Regions from separate parts of the Homo sapiens genome. Here regions 2 and 3 are each linked to region 1. The links are chromatin contacts, found by Hi-C or POLR2A ChIA-PET in ENCODE. All regions are on one chromosome and are shown on one strand. The core of a region is the stretch at or near the end of the contact, and the rest is flanking DNA. Distances in the headings are between cores, read along the strand shown. Region 1 holds the start of HAPLN1 (hyaluronan and proteoglycan link protein 1). Region 2 has its middle 95 kb from the start of MIR4280. Region 3 has its middle 150 kb from the start of MIR4280.

Evidence for each region. A loop is a pair of places that touch in the nucleus more often than their neighbours do. ChIA-PET counts read pairs that join two places held with the same protein, here RNA polymerase II (POLR2A). Pooled maps may share reads with other maps.
Region 2: a map of heart left ventricle shows a loop between it and region 1 (8-fold over the local background). The contact joins the enhancer-like site here to the promoter of HAPLN1 in region 1. A Hi-C loop is called at or near these places in 59 of 168 maps with a recorded cell type or tissue (A673, B cell, CD4-positive, alpha-beta T cell and 35 more), 25 of 37 single-sample maps with no recorded cell type and 45 of 50 pooled maps. POLR2A ChIA-PET finds 5 or more read pairs at or near these places in 1 of 52 experiments (HCT116).
Region 3: a map of heart left ventricle shows a loop between it and region 1 (13-fold over the local background). The contact joins the enhancer-like site here to the promoter of HAPLN1 in region 1. A Hi-C loop is called at or near these places in 36 of 168 maps with a recorded cell type or tissue (A673, CD14-positive monocyte, CD4-positive, alpha-beta T cell and 27 more), 12 of 37 single-sample maps with no recorded cell type and 37 of 50 pooled maps.

What each region holds. Positions count from the first base shown.
Region 1 is chr5:83,718,576-83,723,618 of GRCh38, forward strand. HAPLN1 (hyaluronan and proteoglycan link protein 1) reads right to left here and starts at 2,280. Exons shown (of 5, transcript NM_001884.4): 1 at 2,214-2,280. RefSeq lists a silencer at 3,865-3,924.
Region 2 is chr5:87,017,173-87,022,215 of GRCh38, forward strand. No RefSeq gene overlaps it. Among named protein-coding and RNA genes, the nearest start is that of MIR4280, 95 kb to the right of the region's middle. RefSeq lists enhancers at 3,099-3,158, 3,189-3,308. Within about 2 kb of position 3,104, at least 12 of the 41 ENCODE cell types and tissues checked have a DNase peak (open chromatin) inside an H3K27ac peak, as active enhancers do; they include CD8-positive, alpha-beta T cell, GM12878, ascending aorta and 4 more, where a contact is called at or near this core.
Region 3 is chr5:86,965,798-86,970,840 of GRCh38, forward strand. No RefSeq gene overlaps it. Among named protein-coding and RNA genes, the nearest start is that of MIR4280, 150 kb to the right of the region's middle. Within about 2 kb of position 2,779, at least 7 of the 41 ENCODE cell types and tissues checked have a DNase peak (open chromatin) inside an H3K27ac peak, as active enhancers do; they include PC-3, Panc1, body of pancreas and 2 more, where a contact is called at or near this core.

The sequences.
Region 1 (5,043 bases), core at 1,030-3,529:
GGTTTCCATCCTTTCCTACTTCTTCCAACAGCATTTTGCTACCTTTAAATGACAGGCTAAGTACACTTAAATGACATAGACTAAGTACTATGGTTACTACTCATGGCTGCAGGATGTCAGAAAATTAATTTGAAGCACTATCAAAATTATTTTCAAATTTGCCTGGTATTTCGTCAGAATTTTAACTGGTGAGAGATCATGATCTTAAAAATGCAATCTGAAAAATAAAATGTGCATGGGGCAAAAAGAAATGAAAAAGAAAACTAGTATTTTCTAAGGAAGGGAGTCATTTTCTGAATATAACTTTTGTTCATCTTTACAAAGATGAAGTGCATTGCTATCTTAAGATTCAAAGGACTTCTTCAACTGTTCAGAAAATACCAATATTCCACACCTAAGATGCTAAAAGGCAGGATTGTTTAGTAGACCGTTTACTCATAAAGTATCTTTCTGTGTACTCTGAATGTATTTATCCTGGATGTGTTACTTGCTCCCAAAGGAAGGAAAAGGAAGTGAAACCACTAGGGATATAATGAATTGATTCTTCTCTGTGAAAGTCTCTTCAGTACTTCTAAATTACAGTGTCAGTCATTCCTCTGAGAGACAGGGCCTTGCTGAAAATAAATGGCTCATTTTATAAATAAGTACATAATGTTTCCCCACCTTCTTGTTTCTCATAGAAAGCCCAGGCCCATAAGGCATTCCTGTCGAGAATACTGGCCTCTGGGTACATTCCTCCTGTAGAGCAGTGGTCTGTTGAGGTTGTTGGTTATCTCTTGTTCATTTAATTAGCCTTAAGTAAAATTACTTCTTATCTAGTTCTGTTTTTAAGCTGTTTCCAATTTAGTGGAAGAGGTCATCAACAAAAGTATAAATTCATTTCTTAGCTGAAACAATTAAATTTTTTAAAATGGGTGGTATAAAAGTGACTAAAGACTAAAGCTAATATCTGAAGAGTCCTTTGGTATACATTATATTTTACTGAATGGAAGAGAAACTTTCATTTTTGTAGGTAAATGGAATTTGTTAACTGATATAAGAATTATGAATCATATCACATTAAAAATTCTCCAAAGATAACTACTATGATATACTTTTGATAGAACAATATTCCCATTCCATTAAAATACTGAAATGACTGAAATGTGTATAAAATCTCTGCAAATTTAGTACACAGAAATAATCACATAGAAATAGTTACCAGAAACTACAATTGTAATGAATAAATATTACATTCATTTAGAAATCAATCCACAGCCTTAATTTCTTAAGAACTATTAGCTTCCAAGAAGCCAGCCAGTATGTTTGATTTTATGACATCACACTGGAACATGTACAGGAACACTTTCCACCCTAAAAATTCCCAAATGTACTGGCCACTGTGTGTATTTTTCCAGTGATAAATGAAAATAAAGCAACTTATTCTCAAATTAATAAGCCATCTTATTTTGAACACAACAGTCACATTCAATGGAAGAAAACTACTTAATCGAAGCCCAAACAAGTTTAGGTTTGTTTTTGGTGGGGAACAGTCTCAACATACAAATAATTTCTTTAAGCAACTTTTAACAGTAATCTTAACTATGACTATAAATTCTCTTCAGTGCATTCAAATTATCCATCAACATCATTGTATATATGAAATGCATCATCATTCTATGATCTTAAGTTCATAATTAGCTGGAGAAGGAAGCCTGGGCCAAAAATGGCAACATTTCTAAGATTATTAATCTAACAGGTATTACCTATGCCTAAAGTAACTTTCTTTTTCACATAACCCTATATATTCTCTGAAACAAAATTCATAAGCCTGGCTGGACATTCCCATTCCTCACCTTTCCCTTCAGCCTATACTATCCTTGTTTCATCTCAGGTGCTATAAAAATGGTTGTTGAGATACAGATAGAAAAGTCACCACTTGGAAACCATGACCCTACCAGATTTACAGGAGCACTAGCAGAAGCTAAGATACTAGAGTTAATTCTTTCTCCATTTTTAGACTGAGCCTGTTTATTGTAGTGAAATATTTTATCCGACAATATGAAACTTTTTTAAAAGTTGAGGTGTCATATTAAATTCAAATGAAAACTAAACTCAAAAGAAAAGAATAAAATTTGTTTAATGTATATATACATTGCATGTGTATTGCCCTCTGAAATCTTAAAGGCACAAAGGTATAACCAAAAGAGGGGGAAACAATTTGCAAGTTTTACCTTGTCCTGAAATCCAGGAGTTCGGATGCTCTCAAGTTCTGCTTAAGTTGGAAGCTGGAGATCAAGTGAAGCTAGCGCTCTTTCTCCTCACCTTAAGTTTGTCTCTGGGCGAGTGTGAGAGTGTGTGTGTGTGTGCGTGTGTGAGTGTGTGTGCAGAATGTCTCTTTGTGGCGCTGGATGGCAGAGGTCCTGATCCTGGGAAGAAGGAGGCACTTTCTCACCAAGAGCAGAAGAAAAGCAAAGCGTCACCAGGAAAGTTCTCCTCCCAAATCCCCTAATTACAGCCTAATGTGCACTTCATGCAAACTTCAGGGAGGAAGGGAGGGGCAGCTCTGTGCCCAGACCTTGTAAAGCAGCAGCCTCTTAGATGACTTTCCCCTCTGCTCAGATCCCGAGTATCCCGCTCTGGGGTTTAGGAAAGCCGGCCGCTACAGCCACACAAGCCCCCACCACACCACACCTCCCGAACCCGAACCCTCATCAGTCCTGGGTCTGTCCAGAAGGGATGGGACAAGGGGTCTGTGGAATGATCTGCGGGGCAGCGGTGTGAGCAGACTCCTCAGGACAGTCAGTTTGCGCTTTGTTTTATTAGCCTCTGCTTAAAAGAAAAATCCAAGGGTCGGAGAGGTCCTCTCTTTCCCGCCTTCCCCTCACCAAAGGAGATCAAGGATAACAGACAATGATGATAGTGGCACATAAAGCTTCTTAAACTGGAGATGGCCTTCCACCCAAATCACCAGAAGCATATTTTCTGGTTTACTGGACTCAGTATTGGTGTTGAGTTTAAATTTCTCTTAACAAACAACTGCTATTGTATCCTTGGATGACAGAGCTCAAAGAACCTGGATTTATTTATAGAACGAGGAATGCGAGGGGGAGACGGGATGGGTGGGGTTGGGTTGTGGATCCATAACCAGGATTAGAACCAGATGGGCACAGGGCGCGCGCGCGCACACACACACACACACACACACACACACACACACACAGACACACACACCCCTGAAATAACCAGTGGGGAAGATGCTGGGACACGCGGGAAAACGCCTCCTGAACAAATAGACGTTTATTTATAACTTCTGGGAGAGTATATAGGTCCATTGATTCCCGCCTTGAGTAACCAAGGGTTTTGGAGAGGAAATGGCTTCATATTTCAATAACAGAGCCACCTTTGATGGAGTCTAGGAAGGGGAAAAAAGAAACACACCGCAGGAAGCAAACGGCTGTTGGAGCAGCCGGGAGGAGGGAGCGGGGCTGGCCCTGGGACTGAGGACAAGCAAACAAGCTCGAGGGGCCCGCGGCCAGGGTGGAGGCGAGACGCAGGCCGTCCCCGAGTTGCAGCGAGCAGGGCCCGGTGTCGCGGAGCGCTGGGGACGTGCGGGGATTCGCGGCCGTGCTCCCGGCTCCAACCTCCGGCCCCGGCGGGGCGGCGCGGGCGGGACTGCGGGCTTCTTAAGGCCGCCGCCGCCGCTCGGGCTGTGGCGCGGGTTGGGGAGAGGGTTCCGTGGGCCGTAGGGACTGAGGGAGTCGTAAGTCGATGAGCTAGTGGGGCAGGAGGATGGGCGGGTCCAGGGCGTCCTGGAGGTGCAAGGTGGGATGGGAGGACCTGAGGGGCAGCCAAGCTGCTGGGGAAGCCGCCGGGACGGGGGCTCTGGCCGACAATGCAGGTGGCCGGTGTGCAGATGAGCCAGCGCGCGGGGTGCGGCCGCCGGGATGCCCGATCCGAGTCGCGCGGGTGGCGGCGAGCGGCGCTATTGTCTTAAAGATAAAGCCTAAGCCACGGGGACTGCCTCCTCCTGGACTCTGGAGAGAGGCGGGAGAGATTGCAGGGGAAAAAAGGCTTCTTCCCGCGTCTTCTGAGAGATTTCACCAGTTCTTGCCTCTGGGCTCCCCCTTGCCATTCTGTCTTTGGTAAATCAACACGTGCCTCTTGGAAAGGTTTCATTTCAAAGACAAACGGAACACTCACACACCCTCCCTAAATGAAGACAGTTATATTCAAAATGAATTCTTCATCAGGCGTTCAACACCTTTCTTGGAATTCCAAAACCTGGGTGAGGGCGCTTCTCTTATTTTTCTGTTTCCCCTCCCGCACAGGGAACAGGTTTTGCAGTTTTATGTCCCTAATCTAGTGGCTATTGAGGCAGCTGTTATATAGGCCTCTACATTAACTGCCAATAAAAATAAGATACATCTCGGCTTTTCAACTATGCAAAGGGTTTTTATGCTATTCATATTTCTTGTAAACGTTCAGGGTGGTGTGTATTTTAAAGAACATAAACGAATTAGACTTATAAACAAATATCCAATTTTTATATTAAAGCACCATAAAGGTGGTAAGGCTGGTGGTGTGTGGCTATGATATCATATAAAGACAGTTTAAATACCGATCTTGTTCCCTCAGCTTAACAACCTAATTTCTGGCGATTGCCTGGAGCGTAAATCAAATCAGCTGGCTCATGGCTGGCACTTGTTCCCCTATTTTGTGGTCTGCTCTATACACTTATTCCGGCACAACATTAAGATAATTTAATGTATTCTCTTCTGAAATTGTTTAATAACCACCCAAGACAATCTATTTTGCAACTTAGTCACACCATGGTGAGCTACACTAGATTTTTTTTCAATCTCAGGTATAGCCGCAACTATTGAGATAGACTTCCAGAAATAATGACAGGTACTTACCTCTGAGTCATCCTGTCCCTCCTGATCCTCCCCTATTTCCAGCCTTCCCTTCCCCATTGCCTCCTTACTAGTCTTTGTTAAAGATCCCCAGTCTTTTTAATCACAAATATTTAACCTATCAATAGTGTGTATTTGAAGTGTTATT
Region 2 (5,043 bases), core at 1,854-4,353, 3.3 Mb after region 1:
TGCACACAAAATATATCTTTGGTATTTTTTTTATTTTGGTGTTTTTAACTAACCTTAAACACTGCTTAAGAGCTAAGTCAACTAATTTTTTACTATTCCAAACTACTTATTAGGGCATGTTACACATTAAAATGTCCCTCAGTATTTGTTCATGAAGTGGTTGTACACCTAGCTTTCCAACATGCATGGAGGGCACATAAACATATTATTAGTTATGCTTGAAGTAGCCTCATGTTATATTCTGTTTCATAAGCAGATTTATTTTTCAAGGCAGCATATGTTCCAAAAGCCACTAAAATACACATGTTTGCTCAAATAAAGCTGACAATTTGATAGATTTAAGAAATGAATTTTAAGTCTCTACTCCACAGAATTATGACATATACCCCATCCAAATCCCTAGTTTGTTTGAGATTGTGTGTGATTTACTCTACATCTTACATCTACTGGCTGTCTTTCATGGCATTTGACTTATTTGAGTCTTTGCAACCTTTTTTCTGTGAACACATCTTCTGCAGTAATTATATTTTTAAATTTTCCATAATCAATACTATTGAGATATAATTTATATAAAGGAAAAAGTACCAGACAACTAGTATGTAGAACATTTTCGGTACCCAAAAAAAGTTTTTTTCTTAATCTCTTGCTGTCAGTTATCCCACCCTACAAAACCATTGATAATGGGATTGCTGGGTCAAATGGTATTTCTGTCTTTAGGTCTTTGAGGAATCACCACACGGTCTTCCACAATGGTTGAACTAATTTACGCTCCCACCAACAGTGTGTAAGCTTCCTTTTTCTCTGCAACCTCACCAGCATCTGTTACTTTTTGACTTTTTAGTAATACCATCTCACACCAGTCAGTGGCTATCTCATTGTGGTGTTGATTTGCATTTCCCTAATGATCAGTGATGTTGAGCTTTTTCTCGTATGATTTTTGGCAGCATGTATGTCTTCTTTTGAGAAGTGTCTGTTCATGTCATTTGCCCACTTTTTAATGGGATTGTTTGGTTTTTCTCTTGTAAATGTGTTTAAGTTCCTTATAGATGCTGGATATTAGGCCTTTGTCAGATGCATAGTTTGCAAAAATTTTCTCCCATTCTGTAGGTTGTCTGTTTACTCTGTTGATAGTTTCTTTTGCATTGCAGAAGCTCTTTAGTTTAATTAGATCCCGTTTGTCAGTGTTTGCTTTTGTTGCAATTGCTTTTGGCGTCTTTGTCATGAAATCATTGCCCATGCCTATGTCCTGAATGGTATTGCATACGTGGTCATCCAGGCTTTTTATAGATTTTGGGTTTTACATTTAAATCTTTAATCCTTCTTGAGTTAATTTTTGTATATGATGTAAGAAAGGGGTCCAGTTTCAATCTTCTGCCTATGGCTAGCCAGTTATCCCACTTGCAGCAGAAACTGATGGGTATGTGCTTGATCTTTCTTTACTGGAAGAGACTCTCTGTTGTCTCAGGCAGTGGTTTGGTCTGTGAAATGCCCAGTTCCCTGAGTTCCATGCAGGCCCAGGAATGGGGGACAAAGATGAGTAGATCTAGGTCCACAGTGTGTGTGGTGGGGGGTGTGGGATGAGGGTCACCTTGCTGTACCAGCCCCACCTCTATCCTGGGGCTTGTCACTTTCAGTTCAGATGGACACTGTCATTGATCTCGAGGCTGCCATGCAGCTGAGGGTCACGGAAAATACCTGTACCGTTGCTTTCCAACAGATTGGCCTCAGGAAAGACCTTTTCCCTCAGCGCAACATAGATAGCTTTGCAGCTCGTCTGATTAGCATTCCTGCAGCCGCTCCATGTAGAGAGGGAGAAGGGCCCTGCCCACTCTGTAAGCCCAGCCCAGTGGGCACACCACCCATGGGGTTGCAGTGCCCATTATAGCCTTGGAATGGCCATCCACAGGTGCAACTGTACCAACCTCCCATAAGAATAGCCAAGGCTGCCGGGCGCGGTGGCTCATGCTTGTAATTCCAGCACTTTGGGAGGCCGAGGCGGGTGGATCACGAGGTCAGGAGATCGAGACCACGGTGAATCCCCGTCTCTACTAAAAATACAAAAAATTAGCCGAGCGTGGTGGCGGGCGCCTGTAGTCCCAGCTACTCGGAGAGGCTGAGGCAGGAGAATGGCGTTAACCCGGGAGGCGGAGGTTGTAGTGAGCCGAGATCGCGCCACTGCACTCCAGCCTGGGCGACAGAGCGAGACTCCGTCTCAAAAAAGAAAGAAAGAAAAGAAAAAGAAAAGAAAAGAAAAGGAAAGAGAGAGAGAGAGAGAGAGAGAGAGAGAGAGAGAGAGAGAGAGAGAAAAGAAAAGAAAAGAAAAGAAAAGAAAAGAAAAAAGAGAGAATAGCCAAGGCTATGTGTGCAGCAGTGGGTGGGGGAAGCTGGGAGGAGAAGTCCCCCTCTTATATCTGTTTCTGAGCACGGGTGCCACCTGGCCACTGAGATAAAACCATGATCCTCCCATACAGAGCCCAGAGCTGCACCTGCATCTGTGCTGGGAGGTATGAAATCACTTTCAGCTCCCAAGCAAGTAGCTTTAGAGCACAGGAGAGTGCCACCCTAATCTCCTTTGTCCCAAGGGGTGCTTTGTTGTGCTGTACTCTTCCTCCCCCAGGGACAATCTGCTTTAATTGTTAGACCTCCAGGAATTCTGCAGCTCCCCTGAATCCTGTCAGCCTTTTGTGGTTGTCAGAATTGAGCACAGTCTGAGCACATTCTGGTGAATGTCTGTTCAGGATTGAGTGATGCAAAAATAGAAAGCCTAAGACTGCCCGGGCAGGACAGAGTCCCACGATGGGTGGGACCAGTCTCAGCTCAAGTCTGGAGAGAGGGCAAGTAACCCTGCAGGGGTGGGAGCAGGTACACCAAATGCCTGGAGGCAAAAATGCCTGGAGATATAACCAGGCAAGGAGTAGAGAAGCCACCTCTGCACAGGAAGGGAGGGGTGGCCCATGTTCCCAATCCAGTCTGTGGAGAGGGAACCACCTCCCTCCCTCTCCTCAGAACCGGTAGGGCTCACTCCCTCAACTGACTAAGGTGACTAAGGCAGCAGGCTGGGGCACCCAACAATGTCACACACAGACTAGTCCCAGGTCACAAAGCTGTTTCTGGCTGCAAATCTCACTGCCTGGGAGAAACTGCAGCTTCAGCAAGTCTCCTCCCACTTCCGTCCTGTGATGTGAGAGAGCCCAGTTCCAGCTGCAATGGCTGGAGCACACCCCATACTCATTCTGGTCTCCTTCTGCAAACCAAGTACTCCAATCTCTGGCCAGAGACTAAAATGCCTGCAGCAGCCACCACTGCCAGCTTATCAAATAATGACTGACTTAGTATGAGCCCAGATTGAAAACAGAATCTTCCTCTCAGCCCTAGGTCTGGGAAATGCCTGCAGCTTTTTCCAGTGTCCTTTTTCTCTCTCAGTCTCCCAGACTCTCCCCAAGTTAGCTTCAGGGTTTGGGAGAAACAAGTTGCTCTCCCATAGCCTGGGTTACATAAACAGCCAGTGGAAAGGTGAGTGACAGAAGAAAACTCCCCCTCTCACATATCGGGGCTTCACACACTTTCCTCAGCCAAACACTGCCACACAGGCTGCTTGCCTACCTTCTCTTTCCCAAGTGTCTGAAGTATCCTTCACTTTTTTGGTGAATTCTTAATATTTCTTCTTGAATAAATCCTCACAGTGTTAATTTAGATGCACGATTTTGCTATTTCCAAGTAGACAAGGTATGCTAAAAGCCTTTAATCCACCATCTTGGGGTAAAATTCCTGATATTGGCAATTGAGTTCCTTTCAGGTTTTTTTCTTGATAAATATAGGTAAAGACTTACCAATTTCACTTATTTGTCCAGAAACCAAGTTTTGGCTTCATTAATTTTCTCTAATATTTTGCTGCTGTTAATTTCATTGATTCATTCCTTTATTTTTATTGTTTCTTCTTACTTTTGAGTTAATTTGATTTTTGTTTTGTGATTTCTTTTAAATATTTTTTAGGACAACAGAAATTTATGATCTCACAGTTTTGGAGGCTATAAGTCCAAAATAAAGGTGTCAGCAGTGTTGCACTCCCTCTGAAGGTTCTAAAGAAGCATTTTTCTTTGACATCTAATTTCTGATGACTCCTGCAGTCACTCCAATCTCTGCCTTGGTGGTCACATAGCTCTCTTCCTTCTGTATGTCTCCCTGTCTCTGTTTTCAAATATCTTTCTCCTTTCTCTGATAAAGATCCCAGTCTTTGGGTGACATCCTAATCCAGATAACCTCATCTTGAGTTGATAACATCTGCAAAGACCCTATTTGCAGACCTACATTCAGAAGTACCATAAGTTAGGACTTCAACATGTCTTTCATGGACACAATTCAACCCGCCATACTATTAAATAGGGAGGGATTTGACTCAGTTGTAACAGAAACATTATCTATTCACAGAAATCTGGCAGTAGAGTCAGTGGCAGATGTCGACATCTTTTTTTTTTTTTTTTATTTCAGTAGTTTTTTTTTATTTCAGTAGTTTTTTTTTATTTCAGTAGTTTTTTTTTTTTTTGGAAAACAGGTGGTTTTTGGTTACATAGATAAGTTCTTTAGTGGTAATTTCTGATATTTTGGTGCACCTGTCACCTGAGCAGTGTAAACTATACATAATGTACGGTCTTTTATCCCTCACCCTCCTCCCAACCTTCCTTTTGAGTCCCTAAAGTCCATTATACCATTATTATGCCTTTGCATTCATATAGCTTAGCTCCCACTTATAAGTGAGAACACATGATATTTGGGTTTCCATTCCTGAGTTACCTCACTTAGAATAATGGTCTCCAACTCCATCCAGATTGCTGCAAATGACATTATTTTGTTCCTTTTCATGGCTGAGTAGTATTCTATATTGTATATATACCACATTTTCTTTATCTACTCATTGGTTGATGGGCATTTAGGCTGGTTCCATATTTGTGCAATTGCAAATTGTGCTGCTATAAACATGCATCTGCAAGTGTCGTTTTCATATAATAACTTCTTTCCTCTAGGTAGATACCCAGTAGTGGCATT
Region 3 (5,043 bases), core at 1,529-4,028, 3.2 Mb after region 1:
GTGCACACAATTGACCTTTGTCACCAAAAAGGAAATAATGTTTCAGTCATTCATGGAGGTAAAAGAGTGGACAAATTGTGTTGAGGTGGACAATTGCATCATAAAAATGCATTTATTATTCTTCATTACCTAATACACTGTAAGTTCTTCAAGGGCAGAGATTGAGTCTCCACTTTTTTCTTCCTATGGCCCACCTTGGTAGCTGACACAAATTAATTACTCATAAATGTTGATACAAAATAAATGAGTGATTTAATTAATTACTTAAAATCCTTTATAAGTCTCAGGCTTACAGTTTTAGAAAAATAACAAACACAGAATTCTTATTAGGCACTAGAAAAATATGTGTCATGGAGGAATTGATATTTGATCTGAGTCTTGATCAACATAATGTGGAAAACGGGGAAAGAGATCTTTGAGGCAGAGATATTAGAATTTGCATGATGAAGAGTCATTTGGGGTGGCTTACATGTATGGGAGGAGACATAAGACACAAGGTATGTTAAGGCCCGACTATGAATAATCTTAAGTGTGATGTGAGAAAATTTGGATTTTAATCAATGGATCATGGGAAACCATAGAATGTTTATAAGAATGCAAGTGTGACTTGTGATCTGATTTGTCTTCTGGAAGGTTAGGTCTGGTACTAGTTTGTATGAAGGACCAAATGGGGACTAGAAAAGAATCAAGTTATGAAGCTATTGCAATGGTTCAGGAAAGCAATAAAATAAAATATGGACAAAGATAAATAAGGCACAAATGTATAATATATTTAAACATGTAATTCCAAAGACTTCTGATGGATATGAGTTGGAGGATATAAGAGAGAGAAGACTCATGGATGAATCCAAGGTTTCTAGCTAGGGAAGTTGTAAAGCTCTCTTTATTAATAAAATCAAAAAGAGATGGAAGATTCGGCAGGAAAGGCCAGATATCAGTATGGGACTTTCTGAGTTTGAAGTGCCTGCAGATATTTTTATGAAGATGTTCATAAAACATCTAGGAAATTAGATATTGATATCTGCAACTCTGGGAAAGACTTGTGATTTGAGGCATGGATTTCAGATTTATCAACGAAGAATTAGAAGATGAGCCCAGGATAAGTAGCTCATCCTGTAAAAGTAGGTAGAACTGGAGGGGGAAAAGGCTGAAATTGAAATCCAGAAAAGTCGACATTCAAGTAGCAAGAGTTGAGGAGGAAACAGAGAATATTCAGGTAGTCAGGAAGAGAGACAGGAGAGAGCTTCTCATAGAACTCAAAGGAAGTCAAATTTCAATGAATGATTGAACCAGATAACAAATAAGATGACTGAAAAAAATTACCACTTGACTGGATAATTTGGAAAAATCTGATGACCTTATTGCAGCATATTGAATTGGGAAACCAGAGTACAAAAGCTGGAAGAAAAAAAAAACTGTAAAGGGAAAATGGTACATCACTGGCAGTTAGCAGTGAAGGAAAGAGCACGATAGAGCTTACGGCTTGAAAAAGTGCCAGAATCAAGAAAATGCTCTGTCTCTGGGAAGTTCTGCTTTCTGTTCCCTGATCAGGGACCAGAGAGGGGCAAAATCTTCCTTTGATCCTAACTCCCTATTTTTTATTTTTCCTCTCTCTTGATCCCCTTGTCTACTTTTCAGATTTAGCCTCACCTTGTAAGTGCTTCCTTTCTGAGGTGTAGGTAAGAAAGATTGAGATTCCATCCGCACGAGACAAACCCAGCAGTTCGGAGCAGTCAAGACAGGTTTGACGGTTTACGGGTTGAGGGGAGATAGATGTGCCAGCTACTGAGGAAACTATGTTTTCCCATTATACCAAAATAGGAACATCCCTCTTAAATTCAAAAGAGCCACTAAACTTCACAGAACTCTTCACCCAAACATTCAGCAAGCCTAAAGCACTTCCATTTTTCTTAATTTGACTTATTTTTACCTCTATATGTCTTTCTTTATTTCCAAGTGATTTTCTTGGCTTCTATCTTCCTGTTGGGTATTTCCCAAATGTTTTGAAAATTCCAACTGACATTGTAAACTTTTTTACTGAGTTGAAAAACTTTATTATGGGGCCTTCTCTCCCTAACCCCCATTTTCAAATGTAAACCAAGTTGGTTTAATTCTAGAGGCCATATGTAATATTTATGAAACCATAAGAATTGTCTAGGAGGGGAAGGGTATAATTTAAATACTAGTTTAGACCATATTCAGCCTTATATAAGTCTTATGAAATACATAGTTAATCTAATTTATAAGCTACAGTTTACGAAAATACACAGCACATTTGGTGCTTATTTCAAAATGGCTCTTTTTTAAAAAAAAAAAAAGTATTGTCAGTTACTAAAGTGAAACTATTCTTTTTTTCAGTGTCACTGCCCCATTTTATATTTTTTTAAAATCACTTGCTTTTATATTAATGTAAATCAACCAATGCCTGTCTCAGGAAAGATTCCATATGGTTCAGTCCAAAACCACTCTCTGCCAAACACATGGAGGTGTCTCACCCACTGGAGAAACTGACAAATGTAAACTCATGAAAATAGAAGGGCCTTTGTTCTCTTGTTCCTCGTGGGCTGCCTTTCAACCTGCCCATGGCCCCACGGCAGGCGCTTATCCAAGGCAGGAAGTATTCTGTCTGAGTATCTTTGAGCTTTGCTCTTGTTCCAATTCCAGAAAACCACAGATTCGTTTATTTGCAATATTTCCAAAAATTTAAATGGCCTAAGGAAATGAGTTAGATGGAGCAGTTAGTAATTTGTCCCTTTAAATTCCCAGTGTTTGTTTCCTGAAGATTTAACAATTTCAGTGTGCCTTTCTAGAGAATTAGTAAGCCAAAATAAACATCAAAATTCTTAAGCTGTGATTTCTGATTTCTTGTTGAATAGCACCACCTCATGGTTATTCTCCTTTCTTAATTATTACAAGAGATGGCTGGCAATATTTGATTTCCCATTCTTACATGTTTTACTTTATAGCCATGACTAAAACTAAAATATGTTCAAATATAGTTTAAATAAACTCGTTTTTCTGGTGCAGCTATTTCTATTTACCCACCACCTCATCATTTGCCCCTGAAGTTTCATTTTCCTACTCCTTTGAACACCTAGCACATCATTTTCTGTATAATGAATGCTGTATGGATGTGTGTTAAATGAATCAGTCTTTGTCAGTCTCACTATTTCTACTACCATCTATATAATGATGGGTTTTAATTTAGTTTTCTTCTTAATCCATTCTAAAATTCAGTATCACTCATGCAAATATATGTAACTGAATGTCAAATAATTTCTTAAAACATAATACATAAACAAAATTTCTCATCTTTTCTTTTTATAAAAGTCTGTAGCATTATTACTTTTGAAATCCTATTTAGAATCTTACAGACAACCTGATTCTTTGTCTTTCCTTATTTCAAATTATAATATTGTCCTTTCTATACCATATCTTTCCTTTCTTTTTCCTCCTCAGCTAAATCTTTGGTTCAATTTTTGTCAAAGTTATGCTGAAGTTACAGCTATTTTACCAGCCACCTCTTTTTAAGCAGATCCTTCTCAGCTTTATTTCAAAACTCATGCTTTTCTGCTGAATTCAAAAATTAAAATTAAAGAATACTATAAAAGTTCCATTTGAAACCATTGGCATCATTATTCTTTCCATTAAAGCACTCCCCCAAATAAAGATAAATATTTAGGTATAAGGATATTCAATATCACTTATTTATAACACTGTAAGACTGGAAACAAAGTAAATGTCCAACTGACAAGGAGATAAATGCCTCTACTAGCAGAAGTGGATAAATTATTGTACATTCATGCAATGGAATGTTAAGCAATCATTAAGAATATTGTGTTTAAGCAAAAATTGGTATTAAATGAAAAGAGCAAAATTTTTAAAAAAACATCAATACAATCTTTTTTTTTTTTTTTTTTTTTTGAGATACGGTCTCAGTGTCACTAGGCTGGTGTGCATGCAGTGATTTGATCATGGCTTATTGTAGCCTTGATCTCCCAGACTCAAGCAATTCTCCTGCCTTGGCCTCCTAAAGTGCTGGGATTACAAGCATGAGCCACCTCACCCGGCCACAGTCATATTTTTTAAAAATATATGTGCAAAGGCCAGAAAAAAATATGCAAAATGCACACCAGATTTGTTGTTAATAATAGGTCTTTTTTGTATTTTTCTAACCTCTTCCTATATTGTGCTGATTTTATTAGAAAGGATGAATTAATTATACAATAAAATTATAAATGTACTTAATTCTTCTTGCTCTATCCAAATTAGCATTTAATTCTGAGTTATAACTCATCAGTTCATGTAAATTTTAAAATTTTAATTTTAAATATTTCTTTTCCTTTCTCAAAAGAGACAGCTACTCTAAAGCACCTTAAAATAGGAGACTCCATCATGTAAGGCACTTAATGAAATATTTAAAATAAAAATGTACATGTGATTAGTTGTCAAGCTCAGGTAAGTTCCCTTAAACAAATTCAACCCATAGTCAGAGAGTTTCATATAAGAAAATGAGTTGAAGAATTCTCTCATCTTCATAACTACAAACCACTCTGGTAAATTGTCCACTTGGAATGGAAGTTGATCAAAAGCTTATAATGGAAAAATATGGTGGCAAGTGTATCTTACCAATCCTTTTCCAATGGCTGTTTATTTAGATACACAAGGCAGTCTGATCTCAGTGAATGGAGGTAATGGTCACAGACCCAGCCGCCTCATGTATTCCATATACAGCTTCTCACTTCAGTGCCTTGCACTGCCACCGACAAAGCTGTGGTGATTACAACATCAATAGTGGTGAAGAAAGGGGAAGATGAAAGGAAAAACATGGAAAAAAGAAAAGAAGGGGACTTAGTAAAAACAATATAGTAATGTATGTATTAAGCGCTTCTCTTATGCTGGGCTCTGTGCTCAGCTCTTCTCATACCTTGCCACACTTTATTTTATTTATTTATTTAGAGACGGAGTTTTCACTCTTGTTGCCCACGCTGGAGTGCAATGGAGCAATCTTGGCTCACTGCAACCTCTACCTCCCAGGTTCAA